3 separate regions of the Homo sapiens genome follow, and all the other regions are linked to region 2. The links are chromatin loops, found by intact Hi-C in ENCODE. Cell type or tissue: CD14-positive monocyte. All regions are shown on one strand. Region 1 holds the start of LOC124909431 (a long non-coding RNA gene). Region 2 holds the start of RHO (rhodopsin). Region 3 overlaps PLXND1 (plexin D1).

What was found. Peaks named below come from ENCODE experiments on the same cell type or tissue, not always from the same donor. Only the 100,000 strongest peaks of a DNase experiment are listed, where the experiment ranks them.
Region 1: it touches region 2 in a loop (2.7-fold over the local background); 2 of 110 quality-filtered maps call a loop at or near these places.
Region 3: a loop joins it to region 2, with 2.4 times the contacts of the local background. A loop is called at or near these places in 4 of 110 quality-filtered maps.

The regions. Positions count from the first base shown.
Region 1 is chr3:129,613,305-129,621,304 of GRCh38, forward strand. LOC124909431 (a long non-coding RNA gene) reads right to left here and starts at 2,497. Exons shown (of 2, transcript XR_007096079.1): 1 at 2,396-2,497. RefSeq lists enhancers at 1-310, 1,622-1,916. In CD14-positive monocyte, no CTCF peak of the experiment used is centred here; DNase peaks (open chromatin) are centred at 1,757, 3,627, 5,887, 6,777 and 2 weaker places; H3K4me3 peaks cover 5,033 bases; H3K27ac peaks cover 5,671 bases.
Region 2 is chr3:129,520,865-129,528,864 of GRCh38, forward strand. It overlaps RHO (rhodopsin), which reads left to right and starts at 7,775. Exons shown (of 5, transcript NM_000539.3): 1 at 7,775-8,000. The coding sequence starts at 7,870. RefSeq lists a silencer at 5,328-5,528 and an enhancer at 7,726-8,000. In CD14-positive monocyte, no CTCF peak of the experiment used is centred here; DNase peaks (open chromatin) are centred at 2,717, 4,677 and 5,447; H3K27ac peaks cover 4,179 bases.
Region 3 is chr3:129,595,009-129,603,008 of GRCh38, forward strand. All of the region lies in intron 1 of PLXND1 (plexin D1), which reads right to left. Among named protein-coding and RNA genes, the nearest start is that of PLXND1, 7.7 kb to the right of the region's middle. RefSeq lists enhancers at 1,210-1,941, 7,927-8,000. In CD14-positive monocyte, no CTCF peak of the experiment used is centred here; DNase peaks (open chromatin) are centred at 1,883 and 4,783; H3K4me3 peaks cover 4,225 bases; H3K27ac peaks cover 6,140 bases.

The sequences.
Region 1 (8,000 bases), 92 kb after region 2:
GCTCGTGTTTTATCAGATGCACACAGGCCAGCTCTTCTGCCCCCGCCCCCGTCAGGGCTTCACATCAAGACCCTTCCTGCCCCCTCCAGACCTGCACCCTCCTCTGGACCTCAATTTCCTCTTCTGCAAAATGAGATGAGGCCTCTGGCTTCCAATAGAGTTGGCTGATCAAGTTTGGTCTTTGCTGACAGCAGGGGCTGGGTCTTTCCTCAGTGGCTCCCTGGAGTCTGTCACTTAGTGGGTGCTCCCCCAGGTACCTCAGCCTCCTCAGTGCCCCCCGACCCCCACCCCTGCAGAGCAAGTGCATGAGCTTATGCTTCATAGCAGGTACCAAAACAACGGACACTTCTAGTGCCCTTCTATGGGCTAGGCCCAGTTCTAAACACCTTGCATATATTAATGTATTTAAACCTCACAATAACCCTACCGTGAACATACCTATTTACAGGTAGGGAAACTGAGGCAGGAGGTGAGGTGACTTGCCTGAGGTCACCAGCTAGTACGTGGTAGAACCTGGATTCCAGATTCCTTGTTCTTTTTTTTTTTTTTTTTTTTTGAGACGGGGTCTTACTCTGTCGCCCAGGCTGGAGTTAAGTGGTGCGATCTCAGCTCTGCAACCTCTGCCTCCTGGGTGCAAGCGATTCTCCTGCCTCAGCCTCCCGAGTAGCTGGGATTACAGGCACACACCACCACGCCCGACTAATTTTTGTATTTTTAGTAGAGACAGGGTTTTGCCATGTTGGTCAGGCTGGTTTCGAACTCCTGACCTCGTGATCTGCCTGCCTCGGCCTCCCAAAGTGCTGGGATTACAGGTGTGAGCCACCGCACCCGGCCTGAGTCCTGTTCTTAATGAACTTGAGTCTCCATGGCCCCAGGCCCCAGTGCCAATGGGCCCCAAGGGGTTCTCTTAAGTCTTGGGCTGGCACATACACCCCACTTCAGACCCGTTTCCACCCTGTAAGGCTTCCTGGCTCCCTTTATGCCCCAGTAAACTTCTGAGAACTGTTTTCTCACCTTCCATGCTTCCTGAGAGACCTGGCTGGGAATGAAGCCATCCTTGGAAGCCTCAGGGAGGCCGGGCAGGTGTGAGCTAAAATCCAGGTGAGCCTGCTTCCCGACCAGGCCTTTCCCTTCCAGTGGCCCCAACCTCACCACTTGGTTCCAGCCAACTCAGTGGGGACTGACAAGGCCCCACTCATCTTTTGAAACTGCTGCTGGGTCTGGAGAAGGAAGGGCTGCCTGCAGCAGGGTGAGTGCCTGTCACGAGTATGCAAGCTGCAGACCCTAGACATGGCCCCACCTCGGACCAGCTGCACGATTCTGAGAGCCCACTCCGACCAAGCACTTGCTGTGTGCCGAGCACACTCCACACTGGCACAATCCCAACCGCTCTAGGATGGGGCAGTGGAGGGGCCCTCACCCATACGGTCACACACAGGGCGTACAGGAGAGGCTGGCATGGGTGAGCAGGGTCCCGGAATACTGTGGTCTTACTGGTCTGATGGCCTACATGAGCCCCTAGAGAGAACCCAGTGTCCAGAAAAGGTGTTTCCTCTCTTGTTTTCTGAGTGAACTTTTTGTATCCCTCAAGACCCAACCCAATTTCACCTTCTCTGGAAAGTCTTTCCTAGTGAACTCCTAGGCCTCCCTCAAGACCTAGTCTAAAGACCTTCTGAGAAGACTTCCTTGAGCCTCAAAGCAGTATTAGGAGTTCCTCCACCCACTTAGAGCTCCTCCTATCAAACCTCATATCACCCAGTGCGAGGGCACGTGACTTCCCCAGTGCACTGGGAGCGCTTCCAGGGTGGAACACACGATCACTACTAATAAATGTTGGGCTGGGCAGATGGCTGCCAGCACCACCCCAGGACATGCCCCCCCAGCAGGCAGGATGGTCATGTTGGCTGCTGGAGACCCCCTCCCTGGGCAGTGCCAGGCAGATGCTGCCAAAGCGACCTCCCTGTCCCCACTGTCCATTGGCCCTACTGACTGCCCCTCATAAGAGCAGGCCACATCAGCCCTCCTGCACCTCCTGCCTCATCTGGGACACCCACTGGCCCTCAAGGTGACCGTTCACACCTGATTCCTGGTGGAGTTCTGAGGGTCCTGTCCCTCATCTCATGACACACAAGCAAAACCCTGGGCGGAATAGAACACTGAGGGTCATTCTTCTCCCTCCCTCCCTCCCTCCCTCCCTTCTTCCTTCCTTTCTCCTTCCTTCAGAAAGAACCCTTAACTAAGCACCTACTATGTGCCAGGCACTGGGATATCATAGTGAGCCCACAAGCATGGTCCTTGTCTTCAGCCCTACCCCAGGGGGCAAATAATCTTTAACCAAATAACTCAAATAATTACACAACCACAAAGAGCCACCCATCTTACAAAGGAGCCATACCAGGTGGTTCTGGAAAAGTTTCTCCCAAGGGGACTCCAGCCCATCTTCCTCGGGCCCCTGGGGCTGAGATCTGCAGGATGCAGCAGAGTCAGGAGGGTGAAGAGAGCCTTCCAGGCAGGGCACAGCAAGGGCGGAGCCCTGGAGGACAGAGGCCCGTGTGGGCAGAGCAGAGGAGGGTGAGAGGCGAGCAGAGGAGGGTGAGAGGCCAGCAGCAGGCTGGTGGAGGATCCAGGGCTCGTTCTTGGGGGTGTTAACTTTGAGAGGGTCCCAACCACCAGCCCAGCCTCTGGGCACAGGGGCTCCACTGGGTGCGGGTTCCCCTTGGCAGCCACCACAGGGATTGTTTATCTGTGCACGCTCACAGAAGTGGAAGCTGCCACCCCAGGCTGATGGCTCTGAAGGGGGAAGAACCTTCCCAGAGCTGTCCAGGAAGGGCAGGGGCCACAGCACATGGGCCGCAGCACACTGGCCCAGCTCCCAGCCACCAAGAGAGAGGCATTAGGGGTCCCGCCCTGTAGTGAGCTTCTTGCACAGCCTGTACCAGCCTGTGAAAGCCCCTGTCTCAGGGATACCCCATTGTGTGTGTGCATGTGGGCATGAGGGGGTGGTCTGTGCAAAGATGGGGTGCCGTGCATGTGAGGAGGGGTATAATGTGTGTTCGTGTGCATGGGGTGCATATTGGGGTCACATGCACACACATGGGAATTCCTGGTATGTGGTGGAGGTGGCTGTACAAGCCAAGGTCTGCATGGGCAACAGGCTGATGGAGTGGACTTGCACGAGGGCTGTGGCTGGGAGCCAAGGCCTGCCGGGGCCCAGGGTCTGTGGTTCACGCTGGGGATTTGGGCCTTGGAGGCTATCGGGACCTTTTCTGTCAGGGCCTCTGACAGGTCCTGATGCCCTGTGGCTGAATGAGGGCTTCTTCATGAAACATGCGATTTTATAGTCAATCTCCAAGAGCCAGATCTCTGCTTTGGAGGCCTCGGCCTGACCTTGGGTGGCCCTGGATGATCCAGTCTCTGATCTGAGGTGGTCTAGCCTCCAACCTTGAGTGGTCCAGCTTCTGGCCTTGGGGGGATCAGCCCTTAAGCTAGGGCAGCCCAGCCTGTGAGTAACACTCACTCTGGATTTCCCTGGCCAGAGTCCTCTCTGCGGAGGAACTTGGGACCAGTTCTTTAGGGAGTTTTGGGTGACATCATCCCTCCTTACTCAAGAGCAGCCTTACGAGAACGACAGCTGGGTATCTCGGGATGAGCCACCCTCTTTCCCCTGTGGCTTCCCCTGTGACTTCCCCACTCCTACTTAGACTCTGAGTCCTGAAGGCCCAGAAGTCCCCGAGTCCCCTTGTCAGTGTGGGATTCAGTCCTACCAGGCCCCTGAACTTCCCTCCTGCCTTCTCCCCCTGGATAAGTCTCCTGGTGTCTCCAAGATTTGGATCTGGCTGCTCCTCTTCCAGGCAGCCTTCTCAGCTCTCACAGGCTGGGTTAGGCTTCCTCCTCCTCTACCCCCACAGTACCCTGGACTCCCACCATCCAAGCACCCACACCAGGTGATGCTGTCTCTGTTGCTCTGGCTCCTCTGCCAACCAGGAGGCATCTGAAGAGCTAAGTCTTTTGGGAACATACCTATGTCCCCCCATCACTAGGCAGAAGGTTAAACTCTAAGCAGGCTCACGAGAGTGAATGAACACATGAAGGAACAAATGAGAGAGGAGATGAATGAACGTCCTCCCAACATCTTCTGGGCTGGTGCCCACTCCTGTGTAGCCTCCAGGGCAGCCAACGGGGAGGCAGCTTTGACCTTCTCCCCTGGCCTCCTGCGGTATCCCCACCTGCCACTCACCCACCTGTCAGGGAAGGTGGCTACCCACACCCTGGCCCGAGAAGGGTTTGTGTCTCTAAAATACAGGTTTTCCAGGGAGGACGTGACTTAGCTGGGATGAGATGTACAGGACAGTCATGCCAGTCTCACCTCCATTCCCCCAGCTCACAGCCCCTGGCGGGCAGGAGGAGGCACTTTGGGGTCCCCATGCAACATAGGAGGCTGTGGAGCCAGAAGGATCTGGGTTCAAATCCAGCTTTGCCCCTCTGCACGGTGGGACCTTGGACAGAGCCTTTTTCCCATCTGCAAGTCTGGGGTGAGGCTGCACCTTGGCGGCTCACAGGAGCCCAGTCATCCCTGGCACAGCCCCCAGGGCATGGCTGAATCAAGACTACGAGGTCTGAGGTGGAAACATACTTTTGGAGTCAATGCAGCTAATGCTTCCTGAGGCCACTGTGAGGACCCTGACAGGCACCCTCAGTGAGATGGGGGCCGAGGAGGGTGCTGGGCTGGGAGCTGTTGTCTCAGCACATGGCGGGAGATGCTGTGGGAGGGGGAGGCAGAGGCAGGAGACCCCAGGGAAGGCAGGTGAGACAACCATGAGGGTGGTCAGGCAGAGGAGGGCATCCTTTCACCAACAAGTCCTGCGGCCTTGGGGGTGGCAGCTCCTGGGGCCTTCTGAGCCCACGTCAGTGTCTTCCTCGATCCCTTGTAAGTTGTAGATGGTGTTCTGTCACCCGCGGCCTGCCGCCCACCCCAATGTGTGTCCCCCAAAATGTGAATGGGGGGCTGTGGCAGTGGCAGGGCTAGAGGCTCAAATGCAAGTAAGTGTCCTAAACCGAGGCTGAGATCCCCCACAGTCCCACCCTGCATGTCCCCAGTCCACCACCCCACCCAGCTGCCCAAGGCAGAACCCGGGAGGCACCTGGATGCCCCGTCCCTTCCTCCCACCTGTCCAGAGGTTGCTTCCCAATCACCCCTGCTTAGACTCTGAGTACTAAAGGCCCAGAAGTCCCCGAGTCCCCTAGTCAGTTTGTCCCTTTTAGCCCCAAGACTACTGTACCCGTCTGAGCCGTCACCTCCCGCCTGGACCTCCCCTCCCACTTCCTCTCTCTGCTGCCCTCCTCCCTTCCTCTCCTCAAATCACTTTTCCTGTGGGACATTTTCAAGCTGCAAATCTGGTTGTGTTGTTTTTCTCCAACTTCAAGTCCTGCAAACGCTCTCAGGGTAAAGCCAGGTCCCTTAGCCCAGGTTCCCATCTCCATGGCGGCCCCACCCACTCCAGTCATACCTGCGCTCCTACTGCCTCCCACCAGGCCTTCGTCATTACCGTCCCCCTCGCCTGCGACCACCTGTACTTCCCCCCAGCCCATAAACACCCCATGCATCCGGCTCAGCTCAAGGGTCCTCCGGCTGAGGGCTGCACCCCGCCTGCCCCGGTGGCTCAGCCGTCCTCATGTGCTCTGCACGGCAGCTGTGTCGTTTGATTAACGTCTGCAGATGGCACAGGGCAGGGTCCTCCTCTGTCCCGTCCACCGCTGGGACCTGAGGGCCAGACACTGCAGGCGGATGCTCCTCCACCTGTGAGCACAGGGTGGGGGTAGAGCCCCCGGCCTGTCCCACCATCCAGGGGAGGCTATTTCCAGCTCCCAGAAGTAGGAAGTGAGTCAGAACAGGGGCAGGCGGCCGCCGGCACTATGGGCGAGACGGCTGAGACCTGCACAGAAGGCTGGACCACCACCCAGGGTGGCAGGAAGGAGGCCTAGAGGAAGAGGATAGGAGGGAAGACCCTCTCCCCAGCAAAACAGGCAGCCCTGTGGGGCCCCTGCGGAAGCCGGTTTCGTCAGCACAGATGCAGCCACCAGGCCCATTGTCCTGCCACACCTGGGGCCCACCAGGAACAGCCTCCAGCCCAAACCCTCCAACCCAGTGGACACCCGTCCTGGGCCACTGCACAGGCCGGGCCTGCTGTGATCTCATTCACTGTCCACATGAGCACATGAGCAGAGGCTCTCCCTGGCCCCGTTTTCCAGAAGGCCAAAGAGAGGCCTTGAACCCAGCTCTGTGTGGTCATGGAGATCTCTCTGGCTTCTAAGCCTCAGGGGGTACAGGAGGCCCAGGGGACTCCAAAACTGCTCCAGAGGCAGCCACCACCAAGTCTGGAGCAGGCTCAGGGAAGGGGGCACAGACCTGCCAGGCCAAGGTTCTAGTCCTGGCTCAGTCTCTATCTGAAAACAGGGCCAGCCAGGTTCCCCTTCCCCGCCAGGCCTCAATTTCCCCATCCTCACTCGAGAGGCTTGGCTGGGCAGACTGAGTCAAAGCCAGGGGCTGCCTGGGCAGGGGGCTCAGGGGAGTCTCTGGGGACCAGGGTCCCTCTTCTTCCCTGCATCACAACCCGGGGCTCCAGGGACCCCAAGGATAGAATTGGCCGGGCAGCAGGGGAGCAGCACCCAGGGAGCCTCCATCCCAGAAAAGAGGCGGTGCAGGCCAGCCACGGGCAGCCCAGCTCAGGGGCACCTTCACATCCTCAGCTGGACCCATGTCACCACCACTGCTGCCTCTCCATTCTCACTTCCCTTTTGGTGCCAGAGCTGGGAAACCTCTGCCTCAAAAGGATCTGGGCTTGGATGGGCTGTGCAACTAGATGGGCACCCTGAGGCCTGGCCACCGAGGGTGGGCAGACCCAGGACATGGGGCCAAGGAGAGGCAGGACCACACAGGACAGACCCACAGGAGCATTGTTGGGTTATGACCTCTAGTCTAGGGTAGGGCGGCTGGGGGGTGGTAGAGTTTGTTTTTAAATTTTTAAAAATTTTATGTAGAGACGGGGGTCTCGTGATGTTGCCCAGGCTGGTTTTAAACTCCTGGCCTCAAGTGATCCCCATCCTTGGCCTCTCAAGGTGCTGGGATTATAGGCGTGAGCCACTGCACCCAGCCAGTTTTGAAGTTTTTCTTTTTTTGTGTCTGAATTTTCTAAGTTTTCCTCAAAGAATATGTATTATTTCTGTTAAAAAAAACATGGAGGCAGAACGAGGTGGCACATGCCTGTGGTCCCAGCTACTCAGGAGGCTGAGGTGGGAGGATTGCTTGAGCCCAGAAGGTCCACAGTTCAATGAGCTATGATCGCACCACTGCACTCCAGCCTGTGTGACAGAGCGGGACCCTGTCTCCAAAACAAAAAGCAGAGGGGAAAGCGATGGGTTGGGGGACCTGGATTTTTACAGGGAGGTACAGCTGTGACCCCGGGAAACTCTGGCCACTATCTGATGGACATTGGTGTTAGTGTCAGCACATGCTGCAGAATGATGGGGAAGGTAGGGGAAGGGAATACCCTGGTTAGTGTCCCCATCTGCGAGTTACCCTCCACAGTGCAAGGTGCTTATCCCCATCCAGACAGAAGCGTGCAGGTGCTGAAGCAGGAGCTGCCTCCGCCTGCCTCCTCTCACCCACTCTAGCCCCAGTCTCCTCACCAGACCTCAAGGCCATGCATGGGGCTTGGGCATAGGAAGCCCAGGACGGAGCCCTGACCCTTGGGACCTTCTCGTGCCCACCCAATGCTAGGCCCAGTGTGACTGGGGAGGAGCTGAGAGGTTAAATGATAAGCCCCGGAAAAGGCTCTTAGCAGTTGCAGCCACGTGTAATTTACAGCAGGTCTGAATCCCCACTGCCCATAATTCACTTCCATTTGTGTGACCCCAGGCCCCTTGGGGAGGATGCTGGGAGAAGGCAAGAGTTGGGGGTGGCGCTATTTTCAGCACCGGGAGTTGAATGGTGGGGGATGATT
Region 2 (8,000 bases):
AAAAAAGGCTCCTGTTTGGTAGCCCAGTCAAGGCTCCTGTCCAGGCTCTGGAGCCGCCCTCTTCCATCCACCTTCCCCAGCCCCACAGAGCAGCCCCAGCCCAATGGAGACTCTTCCCTTTGGAACAGCTCCTTAAGCAGGGGGTTTCCGTTTGAGATTCCAGACTGCCAAGGTCTGTTCCCTCAGGCATCACTGGTGTCCAGTCCAACAGCTTGAGGGCATGGAAGGAACAGCACACAGAAGCTAAGGAGAACTCACATGTATGGGGGACGTTTTTGGCACCAGCCACGTTCCATGCTGTCTCAGGCCTCTCAGCAGCCCTGTGAAGGAAGAGTTATGATTTCCAGTGGGGCTGGGAAGGGGGTTGCCAGGGCCCAGGGGCTGCCTCCAGCCCTGGGAGGGGCGGCCCATGATGTGTCCAGCCCCAAGGCCCTGCCCCTTTCACCCCCAGTCCACCTGCCAGAGGTGGCAATGCAGCACTTCATGAAAAGCCCAAGAACAGCTGGCACAGGCAGGAGAGAGGGTGTGGGCTGTCATGCCATGCCGAAACGCACCCTCCCCTCGTGCTGCAGTATTGATTCCTTACAACCTACCTGTGCAGGGGTCAGGGCAGGGCAAATATGCCCACTGGAGGGACGCAGACACTGAGACCCCAAGGAGAGTGGCTGCAGAGGCCCCCAGTGGGAAGTGTCGGAGCTAGAGCCCCATCCCAGAGCCCTTGCCCCACCCCAGACCGCCCCTCCTCCCTGCCTCCCTCCGCATCTCTCTGGAGATGATGGAGGAAAATAAAGAAAGGGAGCCAGACAGTTGTGCCAACAGAACTCCTCCGTCGAGTGTCTAATTACTTACCATCATGCATGCGCTCTCTCACTAAACATTTATTAATGTGTTAGGATTTCCATTAGCGCATGACTTCAACTGAAATCATTTGCATATGGCTGGGAAAAAGGGGAGAGGGAGAAAACAGCTCCAGCTACCCAGCAGTCAATCACAGTGACAGATCAGATGGTCCCTGGCTGGAGGCAGGGGAGGGTTCCAGCCGAGACTCCAGCATGCATCCCCTCAGCCGAAGAACACAAAAATGAGTGTGCTGTGCCGGGCTCTGCTGCCCCAGGAAGCTCAGCTCTAGAGGCCTGAGTAGGACCCCTATTCATTCAGATGCACTTTCCGTGCATCATCCAAGGCTGCCTATTACACAGGTGATGACACTGAGCCTCAGTCATGTTATTTTTCATTCAGCAAATATGCATTAAGCCAAGGCATATTTGGTCGCACCTGGGTGCAACCTTTGTGCATAAGCCCTGTGTCTGGCTGCTTTTCTCTCTCAGCCTGATCTGGGTCTGAACCAAGTCCAGTCTTTTCTCCAAGGCTGTTTCCCCATCTGCACAAAAGGGCCCCCTCCAGCTCTGACTCTGAGGTTCCAGCCTCAGTCTGCGTCTGTGAACAGCGCTGGATGATGATCCTGTTGACCCCTCAAGTGCCTGTGACAAGGAAGGCACCACAGGGACCTGGTGATGCCCATTGAACTAAGAGGACACTGAGGCCAGAGAGGAGCAGCTGCTGAAGGCTGCACGGTGGGGCAGTGATTCTGGCCTTTAGCCTGTAGTCCCAACTACTCAGGAGGCTGAGGTGGAAGGATCAATTGAGCCAAGGACAGGAATTCAAGGCTGCAGTAAGCTATGATTGCACCACTGCACTCCAGCCTGGGCAACAGAGCAACATTCATCTCTAAACAACATTTAAAAATTGTTTTAAGAAGACAAATGAGATAACTGTTGATCGTAATGGCTGTGTAAAAACTGAACATGGCTGGGTGTGGTCGCTCACACCTGTAATCTCAGCACTTTGGGAGGCCAAGGCAGGAGGATCGCTTGAGCCGGGAGTTAGAGACCAGCTCAGACAATATAGGGAGACCCCATCTGACTGGGACTGGTCCTGATCTCTCATCTCCAAGTGCTCAACATTGTGCCCATGTTCTTGGAAGGAGGAAGTAAGGGAGAGGTAGACTGAGCAGCCTCAGGTGGACCTGACTGGAGACGCACCTCAGGCAGCTGGAGGTCCCCGGGCCTTGGTTTCCCATCTGTCCCCAGCAAGGCTGTGAAGCTAGGAGCCCCTGGTGGCTGTCACACAGGTGGGCAGAGGCCCCTCCTCCAAGGTCGCTCTGTGTCTCTTCCCTGGCTTGGAGTCTGTGTGCCCACAGCAGAGGCCACCACTGGGCAGGGTGCTTACCCCGAGCCTCCCTGATTCTCCCCCTGCAGATCCAGAACACTGGCCTGGTATGGAGACCTCGTCATGGCCCTCCCTGCTTGCCACCCGCAGTAGCTGCCCATGCAATTCAGCCAACACCCAGACCCCTAGGCCTGCCCTCTATCCCCAGCACGCCACCCTGGGGGGCCCAGCACCTCCAGGCCCAGCTGGCCCTCCCTACCTGCCCTGCTTGGGAGACTCTTTTGACCCTCCTGGTCCACCTTTTGCTCCTCTGGGCTCCCACAGCACTGGGACTGGGAGAAAATGCTCATCTCTCATGTTTAGTTTCCGATCAGTACCCCCTGAGACTGGGAGCCCCTTGAAAGCAGGAACCATGTGGGATCCACCTCAGCGTCCCCAGGGCCTGGCGCATATAAGGAGTTTGGCAAATGCTAGGGTAGAAAAGAGAAAGAGGAAGGAGGGAATGAGAGCTGGTCTTTCTCCCTCCCTTATTCCCCCTTGATGCTCTCAGTACCGCTGAAGGCCTCATGTAGCCTTGGTGACGCAGCCTGGTGGGGCTGAGCCATGTGGGGGACCAGGAGAAAGAAAGCCAAGGAAGAGGAGGAGGAGGAGGAGAAGGAGGAGAAGGATGCTGACCTAGCAGCTCCTCTCACAGCAGCTCCTCTCTTGCAGAGGCTGAAGAGCGATTTGTGCCCTGCAAGCTAAGCCCCTAATCCACCGAGGCAAAGGCAAAGCCCCTAGCCGGGCTCCCGAGGGCTGGGACTCGGGTGCCCCAAGATGGCTGCATCCAGCCATCTTGGCTTAGAAAGCCCCCCACATGCCAGCTTGGCCAACACCCACACCATGGGTTTCTCTGGACTGCCCGACACAAGGTGTGGGTGCTGGCCAGGCCTGTGTTCAAATCCCAGCTCTGCAGAGGAACTTTGACCCTGCATACCCCAGATTCCTCAGTGGTCAGTGGGGAGTTAGACCCTCTTCATAGGGGGCAGGAGGAGTTGTTCATTCATTCAACAAATGTTTATTGAACACCTCCTATGGGTTGTGAGCTCAGAGGCAGCGATGAACAGGCCAGGCTGGTCCTGCATTCTAGAAATAGATGGGAAGTCAGTCAATAAGTAGACAAATGAGGCCAGGTGTGGTGGCATGCCTGTAGACCCAGTTACTCGGGATGCTGAGGTAGGAGGATCACTTGAGCCTAGGACAGGAATTCAAGGCTGCAGTAAGCTATGATTGCGCCACTGCACTCCAGCCTGGGCAACAGAGCAAGACTCATCTCTAAAAAACATTTAAAAATTGTTTTAAGAAGACAAATGAGATAGTCGCTGATGGTAATGACTGTGTAAAAACTGAACATGGCTGGGTGTGGTTGCTCACACCTATAATCTCAGCACTTTGGGAGGCTGAGATTACAGCCTCCCAAGTGGCTCCCAAGGCAGGAGGATCACTTGAGCCTGGGAGTTAGAGAACAGCTTGGACAATATAGGGAGAGCCCAACTCTACAAAAATGAAAATAAATTAGCCAGGCATGGTGGCACACACCAATGGTCCCAGCTACTCAGGGGTTGAGGTGGTGGACCGCTTGAGCCCAGGAGGTTGAGGCTGCAGTGAGCCATGATCATGCCGCTGCACTCCAACCTGAGTCACAGAGTGATACCCTGTCTCAAAAAACAATAGGCCAGGTGTGGTGGCTCACGCCTGTAACCCCAGCACTTTGGGAGGCCGAGGCGGATGGATCACTTGAGATCAGGAGTTAGAGACCAGCCTGGCTAACATGGCAAAATCCTGTCTGTACTAAAAATATAAAAATTAGCCAGGCATGGCAGTACATGCCTGTAGTCCTGGTTACTTGGGAGGCTAAGGCAGGAGAATCGCTTGAACCCAGGAAGAGGAGGTTGCAGTGAGCCAAGATCACACCACTGCACTCCAGCTTGGGTGACAGAGTGAGACCCTGTCTCAAAACAGCTAAACCTGGTGGGGGTGCCTGGTGTGTAGGATGGTCAGGGGTGGTCTCTCCAAGGACATGAGTGTGAGCGGAGACCTGAAGGAGACTCAGGAAGAGATTAATACTGTCAGCAACAAATATATTGATCACTTACAAGCACTCCCAATAATCCTATTAGGTAGGCACTATTATCATTCCCATTTTACAGAGTGGAGAACCGAAGCACACTCTCGGGAGGGCGGGGTAGCTGGCTGCACCCAGGCTGTGTAGCCTCAGTCCAGATGTAAGGGTGGGTGGAAAAGAGCCTTGCCCAATGAGGGAGAACAGTGAAACCAAGGCCATAGGGTCTAAAGATTCACGAACCAGGCTCTCATGGAGAAAGCAGGTGAGGTTTACTGTATAGATGGGTGTGCCCCTACCCCACACTGAGGCTTCCTCGTCTGAGCAAACTGAGGCCCAGAGAGGGGAAGGAAGCAGGACTACCATGGTGACTCAAAGACCAGCTAGAATCCAGCCTCCTCTCCTCGAGGCTTCCACTGCCCCACGCCAGGCCTGTGTGACTCAGTCTAGGGCCTTTCCATTACCCCAGCTAAACCTTTCTTTAGTCATTTATACCATGGTGTGAATGGCTGGCTGGTCTTTCCTGAGAGCTATCTTTGATGAGGGGAGGGAGGCATAGCCAGGTTTGGGAAGCTGATACCCCAGGAAGCCCAGTTGACTGTGTGGGTTATAGCCCAGGCTGTCACTGATTTGTAACGGGACCTGAGCAACTCTGCAGAGCTAGGCCTCAGTCTTTTCATCTGCAAAATGGATATAGCAGAGATGGTCAGAGTAGGTGACTTCGAATGACCCTTCCAGCTCACTATGAGTCTGTTTTCCTGAACAAAGAGCATTTTTTGTTTAAAAAAAAATTTCTTGGGCCGGACACGGTGGTTCACTCCTATAATCCTGGCACTTTGGGAGGCCGAGGAGGGTGGATCGCTTGAGCCAGGAGTTCAGGACCAGCCTGGGCAACATAGCGAGACTCCACCCCTACAAAAAATACAAAAACTAGTGGTGTGCACTTGTGGTCCCAGCTACTCAGGAGGCTGAGGTGAGAGGATCGCTTGAGCCCAGGAGGCAGAGGCTACAGTGAGCTATGATTGTGGCACTGCACTCCAGCCTGGGCGACAGAGACCTTGTCTCAAAACTTTTTTTTTCTTCGTCAAGCTTTACAGAATAAAGAGCACTGTCACCTCAGTGATGGCTGTTAGTTCCCCATCACCAGGGCTCCATGAGGTTGCAATTGTGAAACTCACAAAGGAGGAACCTGAGACAGAGAGGGGAAGTACTGAGATCATCTAGGTCCATTCCCCCACTCACTCGTTCATTCAACAAATATTCAGGAGCACCTTCTAGGTGCCAGGCCCTGGAGACACATCAGTGAACAAAACAGACATCATCCCACCTCTTTCCACTACAGGCCAAGCACCATGCTGGTCTCTGGGAACCCTGTTGTGAGCAAGACAGACCCAGGCTTACCCTTGTGGACTCATGTTACAGGCAGGGAGACGGGCACAAAACACAAATAAAAAGCTTCCATGCTGTCAGAAGCACTATGCAAAAAGCAAGATGCTGAGGTACTGCTAAGCTGTGTGGGATGGGGGCTCAGCCCGGCCAGGGAGGGGCCAGTTGTGGGTCAGTCTTGACCCAAGGCATCCAGGACACCCTCCTTCTGGCCATGAGGGTCCACGTCAGAATCAAACCCTCACCTTAACCTCATTAGCGTTGGGCATAATCACCAGGCCAAGCGCCTTAAACTACGAGAGGCCCCATCCCACCCGCCCTGCCTTAGCCCTGCCACGTGTGCCAAACGCTGTTAGACCCAACACCACCCAGGCCAGGTAGGGGGCTGGAGCCCAGGTGGGCTGCAGGGAAGGGGGCACTCTTCTGAGCAGACAGATCTGGGAATCCTGGGTGGGAAGAGAGACAGTGAGAGAGAGATTAAGGGATATTTCCCAGGCATCAGGGCTTTGCACTCTCAGGGGTCCTTCCGCCTGGATGTCCTTCCCCTGAAGCTTCCTCCTGTTGTTCCGTTCTCAGCTCAAGCTCCAGCTTCTCAGAGAAGCCTCCTGTGTTGGGAGTGGCTGCGACTGAACTGTCCCTACTGTTATTCGCTCTTCTATTTGTTTGTGGTCCCTGTGCCCCCTCACCCCACAAAAACACTGGCTTCTTGTGAGCAGGAGCTTGCTCTTTCGTGTACCCTGTGTGTCCCCAAGGACCAAGCACCTTGTCTGGGCCACAGTAGGTGCTCAATACACATGTTGGCTGGACAGTGGTCACTGAGCGGCCGCACGTCGGGCACTCTCAGCACTTGCACAGGCCGCCCCAGACACCCCACTTCATTCCTGGGAGGTGTCATCATGTTGCTTGGACGACGGGGAGAGGGGGACCTGCCAGTGTTGGCCTCCATTTTCCCCCAGTCATCTGCCCCCAAGGCTCTGACTACTTTCTTTCTCACGGTACATCCTGCTATTCTGGAATCGGCCCTCGTGGGGCCACCTGGTACATGGCATTTGAGGCCCTCGTGGCTGATTAGGCCTCCCCCAACAGTGCCCTGTCTGCTGCCTCCAGGGCCAGCCTCCCCTTCAGACTGGAGTCCCCTGAAGGGTTCTGCCCCTCCCCTGCTCTGGTAGCCCCCTCCATCCTCCCTCCCTCCACTCCATCTTTGGGGGCATTTGAGTCACCTTTCTACACCAGTGATCTGCCCAAGCCACTGCTCACTTTCCTCTGGATAAAGCCAGGTTCCCCGGCCTAGCGTTCAAGACCCATTACAACTGCCCCCAGCCCAGATCTTCCCCACCTAGCCACCTGGCAAACTGCTCCTTCTCTCAAAGGCCCAAACATGGCCTCCCAGACTGCAACCCCCAGGCAGTCAGGCCCTGTCTCCACAACCTCACAGCCACCCTGGACGGAATCTGCTTCTTCCCACATTTGAGTCCTCCTCAGCCCCTGAGCTCCTCTGGGCAGGGCTGTTTCTTTCCATCTTTGTATTCCCAGGGGCCTGCAAATAAATGTTTAATGAACGAACAAGAGAGTGAATTCCAATTCCATGCAACAAGGATTGGGCTCCTGGGCCCTAGGCTATGTGTCTGGCACCAGAAACGGAAGCTGCAGGTTGCAGCCCCTGCCCTCATGGAGCTCCTCCTGTCAGAGGAGTGTGGGGACTGGATGACTCCAGAGGTAACTTGTGGGGGAACGAACAGGTAAGGGGCTGTGTGACGAGATGAGAGACTGGGAGAATAAACCAGAAAGTCTCTAGCTGTCCAGAGGACATAGCACAGAGGCCCATGGTCCCTATTTCAAACCCAGGCCACCAGACTGAGCTGGGACCTTGGGACAGACAAGTCATGCAGAAGTTAGGGGACCTTCTCCTCCCTTTTCCTGGATCCTGAGTACCTCTCCTCCCTGACCTCAGGCTTCCTCCTAGTGTCACCTTGGCCCCTCTTAGAAGCCAATTAGGCCCTCAGTTTCTGCAGCGGGGATTAATATGATTATGAACACCCCCAATCTCCCAGATGCTGATTCAGCCAGGAGCTTAGGAGGGGGAGGTCACTTTATAAGGGTCTGGGGGGGTCAGAACCCAGAGTCATCCAGCTGGAGCCCTGAGTGGCTGAGCTCAGGCCTTCGCAGCATTCTTGGGTGGGAGCAGCCACGGGTCAGCCACAAGGGCCACAGCCATGAATGGCACAGAAGGCCCTAACTTCTACGTGCCCTTCTCCAATGCGACGGGTGTGGTACGCAGCCCCTTCGAGTACCCACAGTACTACCTGGCTGAGCCATGGCAGTTCTCCATGCTGGCCGCCTACAT
Region 3 (8,000 bases), 74 kb after region 2:
TGGCCTCTCTCAGCCCCCGTCCCCGCCAACTCCTCCCTCAGCTTGGACAGCCCAGGTAGGTAGGGCCAGTCCTCCTGGGCTCCCCTGAGTGGAGCCCATGTGGCACGGGCTCAGTGGTGGCCTGTGGACTGTGTCCAGTCTCAGTCCAGCAGCCCAGCCGCACACAGCCAGGCCAGGGTATGAAGCCACACCTGTGACTCCCAGACCCCAGCTCCTTCCACTTCAGCATGCACTGCCTCTCAGAACACTGTGCAAGCTGACACCTCTGCTGAGAGTAAACTGAGGCAAGGAATGAGCCATGGGCACACTGTGTGCCAGCCCTGGGAGGGGGCAGGACGGACTCGGTCCTGGGTGGCCTCTGGCAGCAGCCCCCATGCCAGGGAGGAGACCACCTGCTGCTGAGAAAGTAAATACCAGCGCCTTCAGGGGTGACCAAGAGGCTTCCTGGAGGGGCTGTAGGGAGAAGATGGCCAACCAGGCCTAGCACCATGGTCAGGAAGCCTGGCCTTAGCCACAGAGGAAAAGCAGCCTGGAGGAGCACGTTGGAGAAACCAAGGCACAGAGAAGAGCAGAGGCTTCAGACAAACGGCAAAGGACACAGCAGCTCTGGCAGACCCTTCGGGGAGGCCTGCCTTGGTTTCCCTGACCCCTCTGGAAGAGGCGGGTCACCCAGCTCCAGGGCTTTGAGGTTATCCAGACCAGCTGGACACCATCTGGAAGGGCTGAAGCCAGCCAGCCAGGCCGCCCTGAGGGCCAACACACAGACTGGGCATGATCTGCCCACCCACCCCAAACAGGCATGGCCTGGAAGGACAAGCCCCAGGCTTAGGTCACAAGCCTGGCTGGATTAAGGACCTACTGTGTGACACTACAGCTACTGGGGGCACCTTACAGCCCTGGGGGTGCACGCACGCACACACACACACACACACACACACACTCTTGCTGCGTACCCATTTTACAGATGAGAAAGCTGAGGCTCCTGACTCCTAAGTCTCACAGCTCTTACCTCACTATGGGAGGCACCATCCCCTCTGAACCTCGGACTCCACATCTGTAAAATAAGACAGCAATAGCACCCACCACCTAGGGCTTATGGAAGGACTGAGCTCATAGGAGCCTTCAGTGCTAAGCACTGTAGGTGCTCAATAAATGTTCCCAATTAGCTATGCAGACCACGGAGCAGAGGCTCGGGAGCTCCCGAGGACAGGGACAAGCCACTCCACCGCTTCCTGAAGTCAAAGCATCCGAGGCTGGATGGGCTACACCGCCCTCACCAAGGACACAGTAGTGGGAGCTCTGGCCTCGGCCTGCTCTGCCCTGGCGCCTGGGAACCACCGCCACAGTCGCTGACTCAAGCAGCCATTGTTTAGTTAGCTGGACGCAGCCCCTAGACACCCAGCTCCCCCTTCATGAAGCTGTTTCTCATTCCGGCCCGGCCTGGCCCCATTTCCAGCTCCCCTCCCCCTGGGTCCCAGAGGAGCACAGTGTGGGATGGGCAGCCAGCGGCTCTTCCCTGGCCCAGGGAAAAGGCTTCCCTCCCCCCAGCAGGAGGGGCAGAGCACGAAGCCAGTCTTTCCAAGCCCTGGAACAGTTTCCCTCCCAGCTTCCTCCCCTGAAGGGACTCCAGGCCAGGAGCCGAGAAATAGTTGCCTCTCCAGGGAACACTGGCAGTTCCCTCCTGGGGCTGGGGGGACTTGGAGGTTCGATCTCACACCCTCCTCCCCAGCCCCTGGTCTCCTCGGGGTCCAGCCCATATGCCTGGCCGCAGGCTGTGCTCTGCAGCAGGACTCTACCGCTGGTCCCAGAGTCATCGCACGACCGCTGTGGACACAGCCAAGAAGACAGGGCTGCTTGGAGCCTTGCGCAAACATCTCCGGGCTGGATTCCATGAGCTGGGGACACAGAGGTGACAACGGGGCCCTCTCTCCAGCTGCCCACATCCGAGCTCAGAGGCCCAGCCCCAGGATGGGGAGGGGCAGCTTTCTCATAGTAACAGTTCGGTAGAGTGACAGTAGCAAGCAGCTGTGTGCAGTCTGCTTTGTGCTGAGACCTCTTTCTGTATTATCTCATTCAACCCTCACCACACCCTGAAAGAGTTGATGCTGCTTTACAGTAAAGGAAACTGAGGCACAGAGAGTTGAAGTGATTTGCCCAGGGGCACACAGCCGGAATGGCTAGATCCAAGCCTCCAGCGCAGGCCTGCGGGCTCCAGATCCCCGCCCTTAACCACAGCCTCCCCACCCGCCGCTCTGCTGGGAGCCACCAATGGTTGCCAGGAAATCAGCCGCTTGGAGCTGGAAAAACCCTGGGTTTTGAGCTGGGGAAACTGAGGCCCATCAAGGTGATGGCTGCTTCTAGAGAGCTCAGTCACCTCAAACAAAGATAGCGGGCAGAGGCTGGAGAAGGGCACAGGCAAGGGGGTTTGGCCACTTTCCTGGGCCTGGCCTCCACTCCAAGGCCTCTGCCTGCGGGCCCCCCCCCATTATTTACCGATCAGAGCATAAAGTGCTACATGATTAACGCCCCACTGGGGCCTTGCCGGGACTCGTAATGGAGCTGCGAGCTTCCCTCCCCCTCCAGCGCATGATTTATCAAGTTTCAGGGTAAAGGACGGTGGACTAGGCGGGGAGGGCCCCCGCTGGCGCTGGCCCCCAGATCTTGACTGCATCGAGTATCAGCCGAGCAGGGTGGAGCAGGGCCCCTGCCACTGGATGCCTGTCTGGGCGGTCTGTTTGGTTCGGCCCTGGCTCAGACATGGCCTTTGGAAAGAAGAAAACGGCTGTACTTGGGGGGCAGTGAGGATCCAAGTCCACGTGGCTGGCACTCAGAGACTTTCTGGGCTTGTCCCCACTCGGGAACCGGCTGGTTTCCATGGCAATCCCCACATGGCTGTCAGAGCTGGAGAGGCCCTCGGGAGTTACCTGGTCCAGCCACAGTGGGGGCTCCGGGTGAGCGCCTCCGCCCCTGGATCCTGCCAGCACCTGGCAGGGCCAATACAGACCAGCAGCCACAGGGTCCCTTCCGGAACCAGATCAGCCATGTCTCTCCTTTCCCCAAAGCCCTGCTGGCTCCCCGCAGCCCACATGACAGCATCCAAGTCTTTAGCCTGCAGGCAAGGCCCAGCACACTCTCAGCTTCCCCTCGGCCTGCTACCCAAGCCACATTCCAACATCTCTGAGCCTTTGCCCCTATCGTGTGCTCTGCCTGGAATGCCTTCCCCAGCCCCATCTGTCAAGTGCTGCTCCAACCTCCCCTCCTCCAGGAAGCCCTCCCGCACTCCTCTGATGAGCTGGTTAGTGTGTGGCATCTGTCTGATGTCATGACCTCCTCCCTCACCATTCTGGGGGCTCCTGGAGAGGGTCCAATTTGTCTCTCTTGGGGGCTGTCCTGTAGCAAGCTGAGCCTCCTCCCATACTCACATACTCTAGAGAGCTCCCCACCCAGAGCTTGGACGGGCATGCGATGTTACCAAGGAGGTGCTGGCCTCTGGTATGTGTGGGTGGAGACAGCTACAGGCCCGGTAGCAGGAGTCCACACCAGGGGGTCATCCTAACCCCAGCCCGCGACCATGATGGGCGCTGGGGCTGGGCAGCTCTGCAGGCCACCCTGAAAGGCCCTCACTGCTTCTCACAGGGGCCTCGGCGGACGCAGAAGTTCCCTGGGTCTCAGTTTCCTCACCTTTAAAATGGGCCCATTCACCCCTTCCGACACCCTCTGGCTCACACCCCTTCGGTCAAAGATTTTGGAGGAATGAGGGGTCACAGGCGCTACAGCCAGAAGCCTGCTCCACCTGGAGCACCACAGTCACACACCACGGTGTGACCTCAGGCAAGATGCTTAACCCTTCTGGACCTCTGTTTCCCCTTCCATAGACTGGGGATAACAGTCATGTCATTCAGGTTCTGGGGAGATTAAAAGATATGTAAAGTGCTCTGCAAAGGGCTAACACAGAGAAAGTTCTCAAGCAACAACCACAGTAATTATGACATGATGGGGCAGTTCTGGTGTCAGAGGGAAGGCTTCCTTGCCACTCCATGGGCCAACTCCAGGGTCGGAGAACGGAGGCCCAGGTAGGGGAAGGCACCACTCTCTCCCGGGGCTCCTGCCCTCCCGCTCCTGTCCCAGTACACGCCACGCGTCTTTGTTCACGGCAGCAACCAGGACATGGAACCCAGCTGGTTTCCTTAATCTCCATGGAGACCGGGAGTCACAGGCGGGTGAATCGGACTTTGCAGAGGGCGTTTCTGCCGGGCCCGATGCGCGTGGCCCTTGCTGAATGCCGCCAGGCCACTCCAGTCTTCCCTGCGCTCAGCCCACTTTATAGATGGGAAAATGGAGGCTCCAAGAACGGATGGGACTTTCCACAGCTAGGAAGGGGCAGAGGCAGGATTTGAATCTGGGAAGTTGGCCCCAGGGTCCTGCACTCACCTAGCGATGTGCGCCTGCCTGGCTGTGGAAGGCCTCACTGTGGGCGTATCCAGGGCGCTGACAGATCCCCCACTCACCCTCCTGGGTGGACCATCATTCACACTGACCATTGAACCCACATCTCTCATTTGCACACCCAAAGGGCCATGGGCTCACTCCTTCCAGAGGCTGATGATCGCATTTTCAGACAAATGCAACTAGAAGTTCCTTGCCTCCCCTGACTTCCTCAGGAAGCTGGGTCAGCCCCCATCCCCCAGCATGTGGCCTGGCCTCTGCAGATGCCCCAGCCCGCCTGAGTCACTGCTATCACAATGGGCCCTGCCTGAATCTCTATGGCCCAGCCAGAGGGGGAACTGCAGAATTCCCCACCACGGAGAGCTCACAGCTCACCAGCCACCAGGAAGAGGACTCCTGCTTCTATCTGCGGATCCAGACCCTCACTCCCCAGCTGTGTGAGCCAGGGCAAGTCACTTCCCCTCTCTTGGCCTCAGTTTCCCCTTCTGTAAGCTGGGGATGATGATGACGCACTGTCTGCCTGACCAGGGGAGGGGCAGCCATGAGGTCAACCATGTAGGTGCTTATAAAAGGCCTGCAGAGCGCGAGCTCGGCGACGGTTTTTATTCACTCCAAGGAGCCCACAGGCCTCTTGCCTTCAAGACAGTGCTGCCCTGGACTCCTCAGCCCGGGCACTAGAGACCATTCTCTCCATCTCAGTCTCTGTGCTGGGGCTGGGACAGCACCCAACACACCCTTGCTGCACCCAGGCGTCTCACCCACCCCTGCCTGCCTTCAGGCCCTATTTGATCTCATCTCCTCCAAGGCCCTGACCCTCCCTCCTCTGAGCATCCCCTGTCCACTGAGGCCAGTTTTTTCTGGTGTCTTTTCTCCCTCTTGATACTAATACCTGTGCCTGCCATTTCCTGGGCACTGCATGTGAGGTTTTATTTTATGTATTTATTTTTTATTATGGGCAGCCCCCTAAGCCAGAGTAGGCTGAGAGAGACACCCCTGAGATTTTAATCTACCCACATCCTAGGAGGGAGGCATAAGACCTGTTTTATAATGAGAAAGAATGAGGCCCAGAGAGGGTAAATGACTGGCCCTGGGACACACAGCTTATGGACTGTATGCCCATGTACCTGGGGGTCGAGACATTCTCAGGGCTGGGAGGGATGTCTCCTGGTCCAAGCCCTATCTGTTTCTCCAGGCCAGAGGGTCATCTCAGCCAATCCTCCTAGAACCCCCTCTCCTAAATCCTGCCAAGTGTCTCTGCTTGCACCCTTCGTCACTGGGAGATCACTCCCAGCCCCCAGCCCAAACCCAAATGTAAAGCCCATCTTGGAAGCTCTCTCTCCCTCCGCCCCCACCTGGCATCTCAGCCCCTAAATTGGTGCAAAAAAATGTCTTCTTGACGACGTGCACCCACCCACTGCATGCCAGTTTAAAACTGCCTGATGGTTTTTTTTCCACCTTTACTATAAAAAGACACCTTGAAAATGCTGCACTGACATTGGCCTGTCGGTATTCCTTTTGTTTTAAAAATACAAATATTATGGTCATTCATAGGTTGGGGAGAAAGACTTGGGGAAGGAAGGTAGACTCAGTCTGCCCCACCTTGTTGGGTGATGCTGTGCCTCAGTTTCCCCCATCAGTGGCACTCAACAACTTCCCAACTGGCTTGCACTCCAAACAGGTTGTGATTTGAGGAAAGGGATCCAAGCTACATGCAATGGAGGCTAATTTCTTCACTCAGTTTCTCTCAAAATATCTTAACTGCCCCAAATACGTTGAAAACAATCAGGGACAAATTTGGGGACTTCTGAGGGCTGCGGGGACCGAGGTTCTCTGCCTCTGGCCTCACACTTCAGCAGCTTCTCCCTTTGGGTTCTCGGGAAGAAGGTGGAGGGCAGAGGGCAAGTCCTGTCAGCTGGGAACCCGGAATGTCGGGAGGCCATCCTGACCCAGGCTCTGGAGTTGTGGGCGGCTCAAGGGATTCCTGCCAGGGCCCAGGGTTCTTCGTGAGACCCTCAAGCAGGAGCGAGAGGCTGGGTTTCCAAAGGCCTGGCTGAGCTGCCCCACTTGCAGGTCATTCGGCCCTGGGGTCCTGCCCCATGTGCAGCCCCACCCAGGCCACCCAGTGCCAGTGACAGAGAAATCCAGCCAGATGGGACCAGGAGAAAAAAGGATTCTAGGCTCCTGGTTCTCCCCAGACCAAACTCATCCTCTTCCCCAGAGGTACCCCATCACATGCCCCACCCCATGGGTACCAACATCTATCCTGTTGCTGAGCCTGACTCTGGGCAGCTTTCTGCTCCTCCATCCCATCACTCCCCACCACTGGGGCTGCATCCCAGCCCCCAAATCTGTCCAGAGCCCACCTGCCACCCTCCAAGCCCTCAGCACTGCTGCAGACCAGGCCAGCCATGTCTCCAGAGAACAAGGCCGGCCCCATCTCCCCACTGCCATCTGGCACCCACCACAGAGCCTGGCACACAGTAAGTGCTCAAGATATATTTGCGACTGAGTGAAGGAATCTATTCCCGGGAGGCGGCCTCAGCCTCTCAGCCACTCTCCCTCCTCCATTGCTCCTTCTCACCAGCTACCTAGGGGCTTTCTAAAATAATAGGTAGAAGAATTGTAGTCATTGCAAACAGGCGCCAGGTACATAAATGATCTCATTTAATACCCCCAACAGCCCTAAGAGGCAGGTATTCACGAGCATTCCCCTTCTGCAGCGGGGAGACTCAGGTGCCTGCTGAGACCACTCCACTTCTCTGGCTAAAACCCTTCATGGCTCCCAGGACCCCAGGATAAAGTCCAGACTCCCAAGGACGGTCTCCCCAGGCCTCCCTGGCCCTTGTGTCATGTGCTTCCCACTCTACTCGCCTGGCCACGCAGACCCCCTCGAGCCTGCTCACAGCCTTCGCACAGGCTGCTCCCTTTGCCTGGATGCCTTTCCTCTTCTCCGGCCTCACCTGGCTTCCTCCTGCTCCTCCGCCCCCTCCGCTGGGCTCCCTCCACCCTCATTCTCCCTTTGCGGCACGCATTGCCCTGTGTATAAGGGCCTGGTCACACATCCGTCCTCGGCTCACCTGCCCAGCCCACAAGAGTAGAAACAAAGTGAGTTGCCATTGGCTCCCCAGGGCACAGCATGGGACTGGGCTCACAATAGGGACTTAGTAAATGTCTATGGAGGTGTCATCTGGGGCTAGAAGTAGGAGATGGTGGGGTGTTTACAGCTGCAGAACAAGCCAGATTAGGCAACTGCTCTCCAGGACCAAGCAGAGACCTGTGCTAATAATGTCCCTTAGAGTAATAACAAGAAGAACTGCCATCTGCTTGGTGCTTACTGTGTACTGGGTACACTGAGCTGCATTTATCGATTCATCTAGTCCTTAAAACAATGCTTTGGGATAAGGATTGCTTTTACTGTCCCCACTTCACAGATGAAGAAACTGAGGCCCAGAGAGGTTAAGTTCCTTGGCCAAGGTCACACAGCTGGGAAGTGACAAAGTGGGACTTGAACCCAAGCAGCCTGATGCAAAGTCTAGGTTCTGAATCTGTCGCTG